Linked DNA regions of Mus musculus: regions 1, 2 and 3 are each linked to region 4. Evidence: chromatin loops called from intact Hi-C (ENCODE). Cell type or tissue: gastrocnemius. All regions are shown on one strand. Region 1 overlaps Vti1a (vesicle transport through interaction with t-SNAREs 1A). Region 2 overlaps Tcf7l2 (transcription factor 7 like 2, T cell specific, HMG box). Region 3 overlaps Vti1a (vesicle transport through interaction with t-SNAREs 1A). Region 4 overlaps Tcf7l2 (transcription factor 7 like 2, T cell specific, HMG box).

The links. A loop is a pair of places that touch in the nucleus more often than their neighbours do. Peaks named below come from ENCODE experiments on the same cell type or tissue, not always from the same donor. Only the 100,000 strongest peaks of a DNase experiment are listed, where the experiment ranks them.
Region 1: it touches region 4 in a loop (2.4-fold over the local background); 14 of 42 quality-filtered maps call a loop at or near these places.
Region 2: a loop joins it to region 4, with 2.0 times the contacts of the local background. A loop is called at or near these places in 2 of 42 quality-filtered maps.
Region 3: a loop joins it to region 4, with 10 times the contacts of the local background. A loop is called at or near these places in 12 of 42 quality-filtered maps.

Annotation. Positions count from the first base shown.
Region 1 is chr19:55,411,288-55,416,287 of GRCm38, reverse strand. The region is part of intron 5 of Vti1a (vesicle transport through interaction with t-SNAREs 1A); the gene reads right to left. Among named protein-coding and RNA genes, the nearest start is that of Vti1a, 98 kb to the right of the region's middle. In gastrocnemius, a CTCF peak has its summit at 2,010; DNase peaks (open chromatin) are centred at 2,034 and 4,205.
Region 2 is chr19:55,777,691-55,782,690 of GRCm38, reverse strand. All of the region lies in intron 4 of Tcf7l2 (transcription factor 7 like 2, T cell specific, HMG box), which reads right to left. Among named protein-coding and RNA genes, the nearest start is that of Gm31734, 37 kb to the right of the region's middle. In gastrocnemius, no CTCF peak of the experiment used is centred here; a DNase peak (open chromatin) is centred at 2,614; H3K27ac peaks cover 1,296 bases.
Region 3 is chr19:55,543,604-55,548,603 of GRCm38, reverse strand. The region is part of intron 7 of Vti1a (vesicle transport through interaction with t-SNAREs 1A); the gene reads right to left. Among named protein-coding and RNA genes, the nearest start is that of Gm41871, 160 kb to the left of the region's middle. In gastrocnemius, a CTCF peak has its summit at 2,894; a DNase peak (open chromatin) is centred at 2,874.
Region 4 is chr19:55,875,786-55,880,785 of GRCm38, reverse strand. All of the region lies in intron 5 of Tcf7l2 (transcription factor 7 like 2, T cell specific, HMG box), which reads right to left. Among named protein-coding and RNA genes, the nearest start is that of Gm52391, 60 kb to the left of the region's middle. In gastrocnemius, a CTCF peak has its summit at 2,939 (motif pointing right); a DNase peak (open chromatin) is centred at 2,965; H3K27ac peaks cover 2,556 bases.

The DNA of each region.
Region 1 (5,000 bases), 460 kb after region 4:
TAACGTGGTGCTTATGTCTGAGACCACACACTTCCCTCTGTACCACAGGACAGACTGCAGCATATTCTTCTATAAGTACTTTCAGAGCTATGAAACAGCTACAAATAAGAAAGATGATTAAAAAGATCACTTCCAAATATTGAAAAGCCATCCATTCACTTTGAGATTCAGTAAAATATAAATACCAATCTGGCACTGCCTATGATAGATCGCTGCTCATATAAGTATCAATTTTTTATAGTCTTTAAGAAAGACTGTTTGTCTTTCTTTTCACAAAGTTTCACATGCTCTAGAATCCTTTCCAGAGGCAGTTCACCAACCCTTGGGGAAAAGTGGTGCTATAAACCTGTGGTGACGGCTGGATTTGTCAAGTCATCACTACAGACAGCATCTACAGAGTCTCCCACATCTTATGTATGGACAATCAGACTCCACAGATTTAACAAATCAGAGACTCACAGTGTCCATTACCCAACTTGGTAGAGACTACATAATAGTTTTGGTTACATGAAAAAAAGAAATCACTGACTCTCCTCCACAGAAACACTACTGATGTTGTGTATCAAGTATTCACTATCAGGAAAATATTTCATTATATAAAATACTCTACGAAGAATGGTTAGCCCATGCTCTATACTGCAAACTGCCCTGTTAGTTCTAGTTCAGTTGTTTGAAATCATAGAAACAAATATAATCAACAATGCATCTCCATGTACTATTTCTGTAGTAAAATAATACCTGCCATCATGTACATGAATTCATAAAATTCTATCCCAACAAGACATACTTTATAAAGTAAATTATGTTGTAACATTTAAAGTAAATAGTATGCTACCTTTGCAAAAAAAATGTTATCCAAAAAGCTTTGCAAAAAATATGCTATAGGTCCAAAGAATATGACTTCATTTGTTCTTAGAAACCTTTTTAAAATGGTGAACTTAGGTATATTTCTATCAAAGGCAAGTCAGCCTCCATCTAACTAGTAGGGGAACACCCAACTGACAGACACTTCTCCCCATCCTCCGAGGAGGTGCGTGGGTAATGATGGGTGTTCTGGGGTGGATGTTAGAACTGAAGCAAGTGAAGGCTGGCACCTGGGAAATCCAGGCACAGTCACGTGTGCCCATAATACTTGTGGCTGTTTGCCGTGAGATAATTGTAAATCTCATGTTCTCATTTTCATTTACAACCTCCAGCATCACCACACAGGAGCAGCTCCCATTGCACAGAGGATGACTCTATTACGTGAGAAAACAGAGGTTTTCAGAGTCTATCTGTGCAAGGAAATGACTGCAGAGCCCTTGGTTCAGAACCTGCCAGCTTACAAGACAGATGAGGATGACATTAAACCCACAGAAACCCTTGGATTTTCTCACACTTTTGACAAAAGTATTGGATTACTCTTCAGACTTCCTTTCCAAATGATAAAAGCTAAGAAACATTAGAAGTGAAATATAATTGGATCTTATTATTTTAAATCTACTCTTTTAACTTATGCTTGAATCAATGAATGCAACAGAGACATTATTACAAATTTCATGGAAATAAAGGAAGAAAATACAATGCAGCAACAACAGCAAACTAGTTCTTTCTTATATTTGTTTTAAATCTTGCATTAGGAAAGAAAAAATATTTGACTTCAGATTTTTATGCAGACATGCTAAATAAATTTCAATATAAAATTTCTAAGTATATTTTTACATTTAGTATATTTGACATTTTATAGTTATTTTACTACTTAATTTTAAGTAATCTTTAACAGTTAAAATAACTTCAGGCATTTAGATTATAAATATTTTTTAAAGAGCTAGGTTTTAAAAATGTATTTACTTATATCTTTAGAAAATAATGAAAATATGTGTTCTTTAAAGTATGAATTTAAAATTCTTAGAAAAGCATCTTAAAGTCTGCAAAAGAGTCATAGCAAAATATCGTCTTTAGCTACAGTAAGTAAGGTACCGCACATTAGAAAGGACGGGAGTCATCTTCACTCCTGTGCAGGAGGAACACTTTGCTGAGTGGTGGCTCAATGGCGCAGCCTACGTGTTGAGAAGTGTAACAACGAGGAAGAAGCAGACTGCAGCAGGCTTGGCTCCCAAGTTCTAAATGAGGGCTTGAAAGCAGAATGTGGCTTTGGAAAACCTCACAGGCATAGGAACCGTCTGTGCGCTGTAACTTGCACTGCCATTCTTATAACTATTTAAAGTAAGTGAAAGCAAAGATTAATAAGGCAGAAATAAAAACGATTATCTTTCATTTTTGAATGGCTTCTGAATAAATGAACATTCTTTTCCCTCCACTTAAAACACAAACACACACACACACACACACACACACACACACACACGTACGGAGGCATACTGTTTTCTGGCTAATATTCTTTAATAGCTTATGTGTATTAGATTAGCATGCAACATTGGTGTTCATGATACCGTTCAGGTAGAATTTCCTTAAAAATTCCAAACATAAACACTTACAAATTTTAGTCATGAAATCATTCTAATTTAACAATGCATTTTGCTGACTAAACAGATGCCTGCCGATTTACGGTCCAGGTGATAGGAGGGCTAAATAAGATCTCTTCTGCTATCTCAGATACGAACTTGATAATTACATTAACTTTCCTGAATTCCTTTCCTCTCCATATAGCATGGCTCTCAAATTGAGTATGGAGGGATGTTTTAGCCGAAGGCACTATAGTCCTTTGTCTCCCACAACCTGATTAAGGGAAATACAGAAATATGTATATTTGAAATATCAAACTAGCCAGTTTCCACAGAACATATTTACAAACACCCAATATTAATATTATAGTGAGAGAAAACTCACTGAAACAAATTTCTTTAGGTGTGCACTAAAAGCCAGCATTCTAGTGTGTCTAATAAATTCCCTTCCTTGTTATTTATGTATTTTTATCTCTTTTAAAAAGCCAGGAGCCATCTCTGAGGAAAGGCCTCAGCACAGAGTCCCAACTCTCCTCGCATCATGCAGAACTGACTGTTAATTCTACCACTGAAAAGGGCTGTGTGATTAAAATCTGAGCTCGTTCCTCTTCTCCATTATTGTAAAAGGGGGGTGACCCTGTAAATTTACTCAAGCTGTTTAAACACAGAAGACGTGCAAGCACTCAGAGGCCCCGTGTCACAGGCTGGGGACGATCAGGAAAAGCTGCCTCAGTGACACTGCAGCTCAGACGCTTCAACCTCACAATATGAAGGGTTTTTAAAACTGTACTTCAATCACGCAGCAGAGGTCTCATCAATGTGACATGGACTCCAGGAAAACAAACTAGCAGTGGAAGCAAGTACGATGTGCAGAAAGGCAGGCAGCCTCTGCGCTCACTACTGATATGTGGGCTGGTTTTTTTTTTTGTTGTTGTTGTTTTTGTTTTGTTTTCTGTTGTTCTGTTAGAAATCAACGAATGTTGAATAAAACTAAAACAAAAGCTACTGAAATGCTTGGTTACTTATGATTTAATTCCAAGAGCTCTTTTCATTCAGTTAACAATTGTGGTTTCTCTCTTCCTCTCTCTTTCTCTCTCTCCCTCTCTCTCTCTCTCTCTCTCTCTCTCTCTCTCTCTCTCTCTCTCTCTCTCTCTCTCTCTGTACTATTTTTGAGATCTATTCCACCCTATTATTTCATGAACCACAGTTATTTTATTTTTCTCTTTAGTTGACACTGTAACCTCTTAGTGTTTCAAAATAAACCTGATGGCCTGTTATTCTTGAACATTACATTATGAAAGATGCTACAACTCACAAAGCTGCCCGTTAAATGTGGAAGCTCAGCTCACCCCCTTACCGTTTGCCTTACAAACAAATCTTGCTGGCTCCAAACCTTGCACTCTCCCTCCGGAAGAGTGGTCAGTCCGAGTCTGAGGGTCACTCTGCTCTGAAACAGAGCAATGGGCAGGCTAAAAACAACCCCGAGGAACAAATTAAAATTAAATTTACCCGTAGGTCTGCCTTCAGGAACTTCTCAATTTGTGTAAAAACATATGGGTGCTAATTTAGCATGAATATATTAAGACCATTAGAGACAGTAGTCTCTCATTGTTGGTCTCCAACAGTGGTCAATGACACCATTTTCTGCTTGCATTTCCTCGGGCCTTTTAATGCATCTTTGTTTAGGCTCACAAGCCTAGTGGCCAATGTAAACATGGTCAGTGACACATTAGGGCTGGAAAGCCAGGCCAGTGAGCAGACCTCCAGAAGGGCCATTGGGTCTATTGCCAAGTATGCAATGAGGCTACATCCCTGAAATGCTAGAGATTACTTTTTTATAGAGAGAGATGATAAATGAATTAGTCTCTTAAAATTTTCTCAAAATTCTTTGTTTTGCATACAAAGCCCATCAAGGAAAAGGCGGTCTGGAAGCTGAACTTTGTGCTACATGGGTTATAGACTTTCTTTGTGGTCTTGACGAGGGATTGTACCTTAGCTACCGTAGTTCAAGCGTAAAAATACTTTGTCTGTAACACTATATACTGTTGCTAGTGACCCTCTAAATCCTTGAACCAACTGTGTCTTCTGGTGTCACAGAAGATAATGCCAATTTATTGCAATGTGTGGCTTTTTTTTTAACTGATTAAAATTAAGCCGTAAGCACGTGACAATGGAATTAGCACATTTGGAGTCTGTTTTCCCACATCCCATTTTGTGCCAGTGTGGCTGGTCCCTGCAACTCTACGCGGGTGCAATTTTAATGACTTTGCTGTGTTTTGATGTTCTTAGGAAAAAAGCCCGGCTTGGTGTTTGTGGAGAAGGTAGATACGGCGGCTGAAGAGCTGTGATTGGGAACATGGTGACATCGATGCTGCTTTCCGATAGGATCGGTGTCATTTTCCTCTCAGCGATAAGACACCTCCACTGACAGTGGCTGATTAGGGGAAATTTTATTATAAAATTCACTTTTATCGAATGAGGAAAGAGTGATAAATGGTTCAGCCTCAGGGAAGGAGCAGGGACACATTCCCCGTTTCAGATCCCCCTTCCCCTCTC
Region 2 (5,000 bases), 98 kb after region 4:
TCTGGAGAAGGGTCACATGTTCATGCCCAGTAGCCTTTATCTACTTATTCACCCCAGAGCAACATTGAGAACTCTGAGAACATTGAGAGCTCTGGAGCCAGGGATCCTGTGGTAGATTTCCTCTTTCCCAGCCTGCTTCCTGGAGTCTCTAGACACCTTAGCCATTCTTGGAAGGCTGTGTAAGGGTAAGAGTCATCAATACAGGGCCAACAGCTATGCTAAGTTCTCGGAAAGTAATCATGATTTTACCTTGAAAACCGTTTTCCCAATGGAGGAGTAGGAGATGGGATAGAAAAGATGAATAGTTAAACACTCCTGGGGGCTCCGAGCTACACCCTACATCCCTGGGAATTGAGGGTACAAGTCAGTAACTCGTCTACTTTCACCGATGTTCTTAGCATCCTGAGACAAGGAAGGAAAAGCTAGGCTAGACATTCCCTGCCTTTACAGGGGTGGGGTGGGGGGGGAAGCATCAAGGGGAGGGGAGGGAGACATAAAGAAAGATGTGAAGGCTCAATCAACACTCTAGGAAACCAAGGAATAGACTCAAGCAAAGGAGAGACCCGGGGATTGGATGTCTCCACAGACCTCTAAGCCTGCGTGAACCAACACACAGGCAGTGGTGGGCTTAGGAGACATGTCGCATCACAGAACAGCCAGATGAAAGAAATCTCTCTGAGCTTCCTGGCACAGAGTGAATCCCATGGGCTCCTCCCAGGCGCCAGCACGCACGGTGGGGGTCTCTCTGCTCCCAGTTCCTCTTGCTCCCTGTGGCCTGGGTATCTGAGGAGTTGCATAAACTAGGAAGGACAGCCTCCCAACCGCATCGTGGAAGCAGAAGACAGCAACAAACCACCAAACACTAGCCAGTATCCAGTGACTAAGAACCTCTTAGCGCCTGACTTAGTGGGCAGCTGTGCTTTTCCGCTGGGGAAAGAGGAAAGCCAAACTTGGACTGTACTAGATTCCTCTCCACCCCAGACAGGAGCCCAGTTTTCTCAATCTCCTCCCTCTATCCCTGCACAAGTCCTGAATCCTCATCTATTCTCAGATAGTCTTTCTTATAGGACTGTCTGCCATGCCTGCAAATCTTTCTGGTGGACACAACCAGCCCCACCTGTCTATTGCCTGCATCTTTTCTTCTCACCTTGAGAGGCAGGGTGGGATAGGGAGGGAACAGGGCTTTTCTTTGCTAACAGCACCTAGGCGATTATTTTACATCCAGAATTATAAATTACTGGGGAGATTGAGTGTGTGTGGGGTGTGTGTGTGTGTGTGTGTGTGTGTGTGTGTGTGTGTGTTGGCAGCAGGAGGGGGTGTTCAGCGAAAGCGACAGAGGCGATTTCCTAATGAGCAGTCTTATCTTCTCGCCATTTCTGACACTTTTTACTGTCTTGCCTAACACAATCGGGGCATCACAGAGCCAGTCTAAAAGTTTGGCAGTTGCTCAAAAAAGTTAAACATGATTATCACATGGCACAGCCACTGCGCTCCTGAGAAGGCACACAGGGGACGGGAAAACACATTTGCATGGGAAACTTTGCATAAATGGTCACAGCAGCAGCGGCATTCCACAGGTGAGTGAGCAAGTAAGCGTGTGAATGAACAAAAGAAGTCTGGTACAGAATGGATCGTTTGGCCCTTAGAAGACACAAAATACAGACAATGCTGCTCCATGTATCAACCTTCAAAACACTAAGAAAAAGAATCAAAGCACAAAAGACCGCATATCCAGTGGGTCCGAATGCTCATAAGAATGTCAACAACAGGCTGGCAAGATGGCTTTGTGGGTAAAGGTACCTGCTGACAGACAATGCAAACCTGGCAACCCAAGCTAAATCCATACACACACAGTACCTACGCTAAGACTGAGGGGGAAACTAGCTGTGCTACACCATCTTCTGAGTTCTACGGGCGCATCATGGCGTGTTCACCTGCACGTGTACACATCATGCAGGGACACACCATGACAAATAGATAATTTTTAAGGCAACAGGTAAATCCACAGTCTGTGCCAGGGACTATCGCACGCGGTGGGATGGAGAATATGGTTTGTAGTTAGATGGCTGCACAATTTTGAATAGACCAGAATCTACTGCAAATAGGTGGGCCCTCTGGTCTCTCTGTAACTTCATAGAGCTGTTACGGTCACAAAAGAAAAGAAGGAACACATAGCTGTGGGTTCCTCCTATCCATTCTCTGATCAGAGTCAAAATGCTTGGCAGGAAAAAATTCCAGGTACCAGTGAGTCCAGGTGTGCCTGAGGAAGGCACAGAGGCCCCACTTCAGGACGTAGCGCATGGCCAGAATGTCACATTGCTGATCAAGAGATTTGCTTCGCCATACAAGGTGGGCCCAGAGCGCAGGATAAATCTCAGTTAAGAACAAGGTAAGAGGAACACGACCCAAAAGGAAAGCAAACAGAAAACATTCAACGGCATGCCATAACGCTCTGGTATCTCAGAGTGCTCGATTCTGAACTCTGGTCTTTGGGATGCTCCAGGGGCCAGATGCCCAGCACCTCCTCCCTGAGTCTAGCACTGTCTCCTCCCAGGAGATCCACGCTTTGGCAGAGGAAATGCAACCTTAGCGCCCAGCGGGCCTTGCTGGGCAGGCCGCACTGCTTCTTGTTCCAGAAATGTTAGCCCAGCATTCAGGCAATTGGCAGGCAGCTGGAACTCGAACCCAGGAATCCCAACGCCCACAGATTCTCACCTCCAGCTCCAACAAAGCTCCCTTTGTGGGGCTTGGGTGTCTCCCAGAGGGCATATTTCCCTCCCAGAGCTGGGAAGCAGAGGCGAGGGTGGTGTGTGGAATGGCATCTATGCTACTGACACAGGTTTCTCTGCTTTCCAGGTTGCCCAGTCCCAGTACCTGAGGGAACGGACGGGGCAAAGCTTGACATGGATACTGTGACATCAGGACCTAGACCAGTCACACCTCTGCCCCCTCCCCAGTCCTCACAGCCTCTGAATCCCAGGCCTGAACAACAGGCTGCCTGAAGCCTGCATCCTGTCTGGGCAACAGAGCCAGGAGAGAGTGGAGCTCTTGTTCAAACATGCTTTGAGCCTGTGAGGGTACCCTCCAGAAATGCTTCTAAGTTCATTCCAAGCAGCCTATCTCCATGCAGGTCAGCTCCAGCACAAAGCACTGTAACATCCTCCCTCCTTGGGGTTGTCACCTGTATGCTGCAGTTCCCTAGGATTTCCTGAGACTCAGAGGATAGACCCATAGCCACACTATAGGGGACCCAGGGGCAGAGCCCCACTCTTCTTCTAACATGATTTCCCTAGAAAAGCACAGGAAGGGAAGGTGGGCTGTGGCTGAACATGCTGAATATCCACCAGAGATGAAGCAGACTATACCACCTTTGCCCCCCAGAGATAATGCTACCCTTGCTGTGCCATCCTGGAAGAGACCCATAGCCCTGTCACAACCTCTGAGCCTGTCCCATTAGGTAGCAGGAAAAGACTCTATGACACTTCTCACCCTGTGGGAGGGCTTGCCCACCTGCTGAACCTCTCAGGAGCCTATGATAATCTTGTCACAACAGACACTGTAGTAGAGCATATATACCAGCAAAATCTCTCAAACCTTCCACTTCTGGGTGGAAGAAATTAAGTTCTGGACGTGCTAAAGGAAGTGAGGTGGTCTGGACTCTTGGACTCACGGCATGGCTAAAGGTTCTTAAGCATTCCAGAAGAAAGCCACAGAACTCATCTCAACAGGGAGACCTTTCAGGAGAGGGTCAGGCTTAGGAAACGTTTGCCCAGTGCAAACTAAATGGTTCCAGGGTCAGTGGCTGACCACACACACAGTGAGGGTTCTATCTTAAGCACCACAATAAAAGACTGTTCAGGCCTATCTCCGCGATGCCCATCACCAACATCCATCAAATTGGCTCCTTTTGGTTCCTAAAACTACCCACTAAAATAAGGGAGAAAACATCACACCCATTTAAACAATCAGATGAACTAACTCAATGACTAACAAAACAGAGCATCTGGGATTGTGGGGTCAGCAGTGCAGTGTGGGGGAAAGGTAGGAGAGAAAATGAGAGAAAGCTCATCATCTGAGCTAGTCTGGGAATTTGTATTACATAATTAATGTCCCCATCCCTATCGATACACACCCAGTGCCTTGGAGAAAGCACCCTTGTGAGCCTGAGGCAGGAGTCCTGAGAGGCAAGCCATTGTCCTGACACAGTTAGCGACAATGCAAATGACCTACCAAGAATAATCACTTCTGCGTGTGCCAACCTAAACTTTCATTTCTCTGTAAGAGATGCCGGGCTTCAAAGCCAACAAGTTCACAGAAATGCTCAGGGAAAGAAGGAGGAGAAAGAACGAGAAGAAAGCCCGGCCGTCTGCCTACCACCCCCACTACACATCCCATCCATTAGAAAATACATTCCTCAATAAATCATAAGGAAGTCCAATCTGCAAAGTACCACATCACGCTAAGAAAGTCAAGTCGCCCCCTCCGTAAGACATCATCACAAAAGAACTTGGATCTCCGTGTCCTCGTCAATTCAGCTACCACACCTCAGCCCAAAGAAAATGAAATGCTATCACGCTGCTGTGTTTTAAAGCAGTGTCCGAGAAGGTGGGAAAGGTTACCCACAGCAGGCAAGGACTGCCGTCCTCACCATAGCAACGCGCCTGTTTATAATATGGTGTACCTGCATCAAAGGCTCTGCAGACACTCAAGGCAAGCCTGGTGCTGCATTCGAGCCCGAAGAGGAAGGCACAAACTCTCACGAGCATGTCAATGAAAAACTTCCCATTACAGGACATGCCACAATTATTAGCACCATCTTTTTTCCTCCTCTCCACCCAAGTAAGAGTAAAGGAGAAAATGAATTCAGACCGTGTCTAAGGCAGAGTGGAAACCCAGCATGTGACTTTCTAAAGTGGTTTGGTTGTTTCTTTTTCTGCTGGGCAACCCCACAGGCAGAGATGGAGAGGAGGGTTTCTCGGAAGAGCTGGGCCTGAGGCTGA
Region 3 (5,000 bases), 330 kb after region 4:
GAGCATCTTCTCACTCCTTCATCAGCCGACAGCTCCACAGAGAGCACGCCTGCCTAACTGTGCTCTTTAGCTTTCACTTAGCTCGGCCCACACATTCAGACCAGGTTTACCTTTTGCACAATTAGTCACTGCTTCCTAATCAATGGCAACCGTGCTTTGGGAGACACGGGTCAAGTCATGGAGCAAGGTGGCCCATCTGACCTTGAGACTGTCCTGGGCATTGAGGAAGTCACCCTGTCACATGAACACACAGTGCATGCCTTCTTAGTTACTAATTAGAAAGCCAGCATAAGATTTCAGTCCAGGCACCCAAGGCAATCTATGGCCCAATCTTACCACAGAACGAAACGCCGGATGCAACTTCAGGTGGCCAAGCTCCGGACTCGGTTGTGGTCCTGCCCCACTCAATGCCATGCATTCAAAGAATTCAGTTCACTATAAACCTTTGAACACCAGGGAAGCAAGCAGCCACTGTTGCTGAGGGCTTAGTTTTCAGTCAGGCAGGATTCCGCTGGTGTCCCATACGGGCCGGACTATGTTTTGGCTTTACCCAGCACTACTCTGGAACAGGATTTCTTCTCTCATCTACTTGCCACTTGATTCTCATTGGCCTGTTTTCCCCATTGCTCCCTCTCCTTTGCCTCCTGGCTTCTCGTAACTGACAACCTACTCTTAACTTCTGCAAGACAAAGCCTTCTAATTTTTAAGACTCTTTTTATGTATGTATGTATGTATGTATGTATGTATGTATGCATGTGCGCCGCATGCATGCTTGGGGGCTGAGGAGGCTAGGAGAGGTGTGGGCGGATTCCCCGAACTGAGGACACACACAGTTGTGAGCTGCCATGTTGTGGGTCCTCTGAGAAGCTGCCAGTGCTCTAACTGTTGAGTCATCTCTTCAGCCACCACCCTCCCCTCACTTCGCAGTGCTGATTATTCACCTGGCTGTGGAGAAGTGTCTTTGCTTTATGTCATCCATCTGTCTGTCTGTCTATGTTGTAATCCATCTGTCTGTCTATGTTTGCTTTTGCTTTCCGTGATTTGGGGTCGTAGATGGTAAATCTTTGCATAGCCCAACAACACTGAGCGGTTCTCCTCTATTTTCTTCTAATGTTTCATGGCTTTGTATATTACTCCTTCTCAGTTGATGATGAAAGACATGGTCTAGTTTTATTCTTCTGCATGTGGATACCCAATTTTCCTCAGAAACATTTGCTAAAGAGACAGTCCTTTTCCCAGTGTATGCTCTTAGAACACTGAGTGAATATTTATTAGCATCTATAGTTTTTGAAGCCTCTGATGATTTTTGCCAATAGCCAGAGCTGAGGGCTACTGGGCTAACCTGACACATGTTTCAGAAAGACTCCATAAGAATAAAAGAAAACCTGGCATTTCTGTAAAAAGACATGGCACCTTGTAGGATTCCCATCAAACTTATGTGAACATGAGACCCTTGTACAAAAACATGTGTTAACATAGATGGAAACTGCTTTTGGATCTCCACGGAGACCAGCAATGAAGGCCGATACCCTTGCTACACTTTCAAGCAGAAAGCCCCACACTGTTAACTGTGCAGGATAAAGACCAAGCCTTTCCTCAACAAGGATAAAGAAGCAGCTACCCCATGTTCTCAGCAGGGACAGATGCCCGATGTCATAATTAAAAGGGATCTGACATGCTACCTAACACACACACACACACAAACACACACACACACACACACACTCTCATCTGCTCACACATGCTCAGTTACGAACATACATGCTCATACATGCTTACTTACACACAACTACACATGTTTATACATGCTCACACTCTCACACACACGCTCATACATGCTCAGTTACAGACATACATGCTCATACATGCTTACTTACACACAAATACACATGTTTATACATGCTCACACTCACACACACATACACACACGCTCACACATGCTCAGTTACAGACATACATGCTCATACATGCTTACTTACACACAAATACACATGTTTATACATGCTCACACATACACGCTCTTACATTCATACACATACTGACACACATATATACTCACTCACAAACACAAATACACATGCTCATATACGCTCACACATGTATACACGCTCTTACATATATACATACACAAACACTCTCTCACACACATATGCTCTCACATATATCCTCACACTGACACACACACACACACTCACACATGAAGCCCTCCACGAGCATCCTCTCAGTGAGCTGTCCAACCACGAGGGACCTCATTCCTTCACAGGACAACACATTTCATTGCTGGGCAGATCCAGTGTCTGTTATGTTGGCCACGAAGCAGCCTCCCTCTAACCTCTACTGTTCACAGCTCAGTGATTTGGCTGAGCAGCAGAAGCCTCCCTTCTTCTCGACGAGTGCCCCTCGGTACTCTATTAAAGTGGGACAGGGAACACCACTGTACACACAGGACGGTACAGGAGCCAAGCGACGTAGATTTGAGCTGAAGCCCTGGCCCAGACTTTCCGGCATGACAACTAAAGTCCCTTAGGCCTGACTTTCATCATGGTTATAAAAACTGCATAAACACAAAGACAACGGAAAACTGGTGTTCTTGTGAACAGTGAATTAAAAGTGTAAGTCAAGTGCTTTACGACGGCCAAGCACAGTACAAAACATACTTGTGAACAGCGAATTAAAAGTGTAAGTCAAGTGCTTTACAACGGCCAAGCACTGTTCAAACAAGTTGATGCTTTAGTAGTACTTTAAGGTACAATATTTCTGTTTGAGCAGCTTTTTGGCCAGTTCAATCCTGTGTTAGCCTTGTCTGCGGAAGCTAGGCTCATTCAGCTGCTAAGCTAGAAGTGAACACTGTTCACGAGAGCTCCACAGCGCCCTCTATCTGCCTCTTGCTTCAGCAAGCCAGTGAATTCCAGCACTGTTGCAAGACCGAACGGTGTGCAGATACCACCTGCTGACTTGTGACCAGGAAAGATAAAGAGTAGCAGTCCCAGAACAAGGCCTGGTCTAGAGTCTTCTGTTCACTACGTAGGCGGCCTTGGTCAGATTTGCTTACCCCAGGTTCCCATACACACGAGGAGAGAAGCAGGATATTTTACATGGTATCTATTAAAACAAAACAACACGCGTCAAGCTCCCAGCAGGATATTTTGTTCATTTGACTGAAGGGTATTTTAACCAGTGTGGTTTTTAAAAAATTAGTGAAAATCTCTTTGAAAAGTCTACATTGTCTTCTAAAACAGTGGGCTTCACCTACATGGAGACAGCGTTCCAGTCAGCGTCAGTTCTGCATGGGACCCACGTACACCTCCTCTTAGGCTTTCCTGTCTTTCTGTACGTAGGCTCTCTGGTCTCAGCCTCATTGTGCTGCCCAGGCTGCCTGCCTCTCAGTGCGTAACCTTCCTGTCTCTGTGGCCCAGCTGCTGGCATTACAGGTATATGTCCTTGTGTTTGGCCAGATAAGCCAATCTTCAACCGTGTGTGATTCCAGACCACTAGTAACCGTTTTACTAACAAAATTGGCAAAATAAAGTTTTAGAAGTAAATTGATTCCTGGGAACAATTTGGTTATTCTGTAATTCCCAAAAGCTTCTACTGTAAAAATAACATCTTTAGTCTGTGTACTCATTTGAAAGTCCCTCCCTGTGAGGGGTGCATCTGTGTCCAACTTGGTTCTGTAACTACATTCCTGAGGTCAGGGAACAGAATTTGTAAAAACTCAGAGAAACGGATACATCTCCAAAGGAGAAATACAAATGGCAGCAAACACAAGAGAAGATGCTTGCCATCATTTAGCCATTGGAGAATGCCAGAGCAAACCACGAGGCTTCCCCATCTGTGCCAAGCAACCCTAACAGAAAGACAGACAATAACAAGTGGTGGGAAGGAAGTCAGGAAGTCAGAGCCCAACACACAGCTGCTGGGCCGTGAACCACAACACTCCCCTCAGCACACAGCTGGCATTTCCTCAAAAGTCAAGCAGAGGAGGTACCGTTATCACTTAGGATTCTATTCTTAGGTACACAGAAAGGGGAAATGCAAACATACATTCACAAGAAAAGCTTTTCAACAACATTATTCATTATAGGCAACAGGCGGAGACAACCCAGAAGTTCACATCTTGGCAGATAAGCAGATGAATAAAGCTTGTGAGTATACTGGTAAAGTATGTATATACGCACATGCACAGTATAGGAGAAGGCTACTGGCCAACCAAAAGACACTTGGTATTAACACACGCCTCACCATGGATGGCCCTTGAATTCATTATGCTAAGTGAAAGAAGGGAGACACAAAACGGCCCATGATGTTTGACTCTGTGCATGTGAAATGACCAAAACAGTCAAACCTATAGAGACAGAGGAAGATGGGCCATTGTCAGGAGATGGGAGGGACAAGGAATATTTTCTTTTAAGGGTGATGAAAATATTTCAGAATTGACTTTGGTGGTGGTGGTTGTCTGACTAAGCAAATATGCTAAGAGCCAGGGAACTATACATCTAAATGGGTGGGTATGTGGTATGCAAATCATATCTCAATAAAAGCTATTAAAAACTCAATAGAGGCACACAGTCATTAAACTATAAGACTCAAGGATCAATTAAATTTAAATCAGAGTGCCGAGTACATGTGTGTGTCTATAATGGCATCTTATGTGGATAATTGCTTTATATGTTCGATTGCTTTAAACCCATTTTTACATTTATATTATTTTTCAGGAGCAGCTGAATTTTAGGGAGGTAAATAATAAACAAGGCTATTGTGGCTCTGGAAATGACATTCTTTTATTTTACTACCTAGGATTGACTCGACGGTGTAAAATGCTATTAGGAGAAAGAATGGCCAAGTCTGAATGAGAGCATGTATTTCATCGTGAAGATAAAAGTCTTTCTTCTCTCTAGTGAATACAGGTAATTTCAGAAGCAGCGACTCCTAATTATTCAGTGTTGAAAAGCTAAAAAAAAAAGGTTCACATTGAAAACAGTGACCTCCAGTTTGCTCTG
Region 4 (5,000 bases):
CACATTAGCCCCAGATGGAGAGCATGTGGCAACTGCCTGCCTGGAGCAGACTGGGAGACTGGTTTTGAATGCAAGCAAGCATCTTGGAACAGTCTGGACTGCGGGTTGTTTTGTCAAAACCGTCTTGTTTTTGTCTAGCACATCTCTCTTCAAGGAAGCTTAGGAGAGACTGCTTCTCATACCCAAAGACGGCCACACATGACAGCAGCCCCATGGTACAGACAGAAAACAAACAAGCTCAGAGGACATGGAAGAACTGATCTAATGATGGCTGGTCAGTAGTTTTAGCGAATGAATGAAGAAGAGGAGGGGAGGGAAGAGAGGGAAAAAAAGACAAAGAGGAAAAAGATAGGGAGGGAAAGGAAGAAGATCGGAAACAGGAGGAAGAAAGGAAGAAAACGCCATCGAGCCTGCCTCAGACCTCTCAGGCTCCCTCTTGTACCCTTCCCTTAAGGATGTCCGGTTTGTTCACCCTGTCTGAATATGTCACCCAGCCAGACTCCCCACACTAATGCTAAGGCAATAAATGAACTGAGGGCAGCTCAGTGGGCTCAGGACCTTGAAAGTCAGCATCGTCACATAGCCAGCTAACCCCAAAGCTCAGCTCCCCTGGAAACACGAATGAAAACCTGCCTTACCTCTACACTGGGGGATGTAACACAAGCTTTAAATCGCATTTAAAAAAAAAAATCTAAGTGTTATGCTATGCTGTCAAGTTATCTATCATGAGGTGCTATGGAGATTAGAGTGCAGGAGCTCTGTGTCAGAAATCACCCTCCATTTCTTTTCAGAGTCTATCCTAACTCAGAGAGCTCTTGGCTTTTTTTTTTTTCCCTTCTGTAGCCCACTCACTTGGCAAGATTAGTCTGCAACTGGGACACACACACACAAAATATTATCATCACTTGGGTAGTATGTATAAATATCAATATTGATTTGGATTTTGTCTCTTTAAAAGATTTATTTTGGATTATTTAAATATTTATGTGAAGAAGTATTCTGTGAGTGCATCTGGTACCTGAAGAGGTCACAAGAGAGCATCAGATCCCTGTACCTGGGGGTCCTGAGGAGCCTTGGGCAGGTGCTGGGTCCTCTGTAAGTACAGTGTTACTTTTAACCACTGAGCCATCTGCCCAGCCCTCCCCCCCCCCCCGGAAGTTATCTCTTTGACTCAATGCTTAGCTTAGCCCATGTTACGTTTGCACATTTGCTTCTAGGTTTTATAAGCGACGAGGTAAATGCCTGGCATGGATACACAACATTTTTAGCTGTTTTCCCAAGTATAAATTAGGTAAAATATACAGATGCTTAGGGGTCAAGAGCCAGCAACCAGACTCCACTTTGCCTTCACTATAATTTTGAGGCAGCCAAGCTTGTCAGAAAAAGCACTTTTGCAACCAATGAGGTATGTAAGTTTAAAACATGCTTACTGCTGTGCCAAGTATAAATATACAGAACTAGTTAAGCACTGGTTAAATGCTAAAAAAAGAGAAAAAAAAGCAAGAATTTATACCTAAAAACACCACTACTGGAATATTGGGGAGGGGAGATCCTAAAAGAGGAAAAGGAAGAGTGAGAGGCACTGGAGGTGGGAGAGGGCACAAGCAATGACTTCTGGGTAGACAATATCTTAGCATTGAGATTGCAAATTCTTTAAATACAACTCCTAAAACCGACTTCTTTAAAAAAACAATTATTCACACAGTGACGGGTTCATGAAAAAGGCTTGAGAACCTAGAAGGACAACTGAAAGACCACTGTCATCTGAAGAGACACCAGGCTTTTCCAAAGACAACCCTATAGAGGGCCATAAGAAATAAGAATTGATTTTTCTAAGAGAAGGGCTTCTTAAAGCCAGGGGAAGAAGCCAAGAATTACCATGCTTGTTAAGCAAATGTGTTTAATGTTTCCTGACATGTCTTCATTGGTTTTAACAACTGGCCCTTCTAAGCTTACAGCAAAGCCACTTTCTATGATGGTTTATCAGCATCGTCAAGAAAGAGCCATTTTTGAAAAGACTTCTTTTGATTCCACATTCCATCAGAACCATGGTTTAGGTAGAACGTTAAAATTATCAAGTGAATCGCATAAAACGACGCCACGTTCAAAACCAGTGAGTGACACGGCAGTTTGTTCTTACACGGGAGCTGGTTGAGAGTTTCCGCTTACAATGCTTAAGCCCTACATGGCTCTCTGCAAGGAAACTGGACATATGATGACCTTTTTGTACGCGTGTAGTCTGAATCTTGTATCATTTCCGGGATGTGAACACCTCTACTGTTCCTAATTTAAAAAAGGCAAAATTGAGGTCGCCAACAATATAGCCCCAAGACTCTAAGCTAACACAGTAAGTGAAGACTCCATGTTTGAACTCAAGCACTTCCTAGCTGCTCTTCCTAACCGTGTGTCTGCATCCCTGTCAGCCAACACAACCTGGCAGAGGGCTGCAGTGCAAAATGCCTGCGTGGCAATTCTAAAGCTAGGAGCTTCTATTGAACGCGCTGTGTTAAGTGATCTGTGCACACATGTAAACTTTTGGCAGGGATCATAGCAGGTCCTTTACTAACCGAGGGGACAGTTGGCAGGTATGGTACTGCAATTAATACAGATAAACCATCAATAGCCTATCTGCCTTTTGATTTTTAAATAAACAAAGGCTGAATGCTGTAATTAAGATCAGAAGTCCTCTGAAGGCCATATGGCCAAAGGGGAGCCGAATGTAAAGCCACCAGCAGGAATCAGGGAGTTTTTCGACTCCTAAGGAGGAAGAAGGGATTTTTAACAAATGTTTTCTCCCCTGGGACCTGGAGGACAAGTGACCTCCCTGCAGAAATGAGGTCTGGGGATCAAGACAGGAAAAAAAAAAAGGTACAATCTAGGTAGGAGCAGGAAAGGACCTGGTAAGCTGATGTTTGTAGGAAATACCACATGCATCCTGCAGGGGGCACACTGTGGCGTGTCCAGCCTAAGAGGACCTTGCCTGGCTTTTCTGAGGCCTGGTGCTTAGGGGACAATCCAACCCTGCAAATGCTGTGCAGTCGGCACAGTGGCTGGGCACACTGATGCCCGGGGGTCCCCAGAGTCTACTCCGTAATGCTTGGGAAACAATGACATCTCTATACCCACAATGGTCTCAGTGTGGGCCCCTCCTCCCACAATGGCCCCTTTCAATCCCCCACCATGAGCAATTGCCCCAAGTTTAACAGCCTGTGTTAGGGGGGCACCAGGCACAAAAGGAGGTGCTTCCAGGTTCAGTGAACATTTTACATCCATTCATCAGGGAAAAGACAAAAGCGACTCCCCACTTCACCTCAGGCAGGGCATCTACCCTACCAAAGAGCAACCTTTGTGTGACTGGGGGGCGGGGGGTGTCAGGGAACGCACTGTTTAAGGATGGTTGTGCAAACATGCTTTTGGATTATTTTTGTCTCCAACTAAAGGCATCTACATAAAAATGGGGTCCTTTTGTCACATAGGAAGGACCAAGCTGGACTTTGCGGGGGGGGGGGGGGGGGGGCAAAAGGCGTAAAAGCGTCCAAATAAAGATGGAAAAGGCTAGAGGCGGGGGCTCTAAATTACACTCTGGAATCTTTATTAGGAAAGTGGGCCATGTTTTCCTTTCCTTTACATTTTTATTGGGATTCACTGCGACTTTTATTACAGAATCTAGTGTTGGCTTTGTATACTGGCTTTAATTACTGAGTACCCTGCCAGCCACTCTTGACCAACACAGGCTGCTATGGGAAGCTTTCTCAGGACCCAAGCCTGCCTCTCCTCCTTGCAAGAGGAATCTGTTGGTGTCTTGACTCCACCAGTCAACAGTCAGTATTGCACTAGTTGATGAATGAGGCCTCAACTTAGTTGGTTACTTGAGTTACTTTGGGGACAGCTACAGAGCATACAAAGTGCTAATATTTGAAATAGTCTAAGTCATCCTTCCCTCTCAGAGTGACACCCACCCACCCCTTTACCCTGCCAAGCTGGATTAGTCATACTAAACATAGTCTGCTCCCAACCAACTCTTCAAGCTTTGGCAAGCAGGGCCCAGCTGACATTCCCGGCCCAGTTTAACATTACATAATGAGGACTTCTCTCTCCTTGTGGGCCACAAGTCAAAACAAACTTGCTGAACTCAACCCAGGGCATCAGCCTGCTTCCTGGTTACAAGACACGGGACTCTTAAGAGCAGAGTAGAGCTGTAAAAACCACCAGTGAACTCCAACGTGGTCAACAGCCTCTCAGCCAACTTGGTGATCTCTCTCCTACTTCCTCTCCCTGATGCTGGGGGTGAAAACTGTTCCAAAGAGTCCTTTTTCAGATCTCTGAGATGTTAACAAATCCCAGAAAGCATCACCCTAAAAGAATTCCCAAACACTAGGCCTTGGGGAAAGACAGAAGCAAGAACAAACTAATGTCCATCTCGTATAAATGGTAAGGGTGTGGTTTCTGTAGCCTGAAGCTCACAGCAATGCTCCTGTTTCAGCCTCCTGGGTGCTGGCCTTACAGGCATGAGGCAGCCTGTATGATAGGTTCAGCTAAGTGTTGCTAAAAGCACAGTCGTTGCTTGCAAGATTTCTAGTATTCCTTATGGAAAAGTCCTAGGCTCCTGCTTCCCGGTCTCCTTTCAGCAGAAATGCTTGGATTAAAATCCTCATGAGCATGGAAGCCCCTGAGGATCCCGGGCACCCAAGAAAAGTCATGATTTCCAGAGAGAAATATGTGACTTCACACCAGACACTGGATTCCACACATTTATCCACAGAGGACTTTTGGCTTCTGCACAGAACTTGGGTACTACTGAATGACATTCGAGTGTGCGGAGAACTGGGAGTGGCCGGGTCGGGTGGGAAGAGACGAGCAGGAAGGTGGATTTCTGCTGTGGGATGCTATGTGACCTGGTAACAAAGCCTGGGAGTCTTACAGCCCATTTGCTCTATCTGGGTCTCAGTTTTCAAAGTTTAGAAAGAGGCTGACAGAGTAGGGTCCTGTTGTGAGTCACC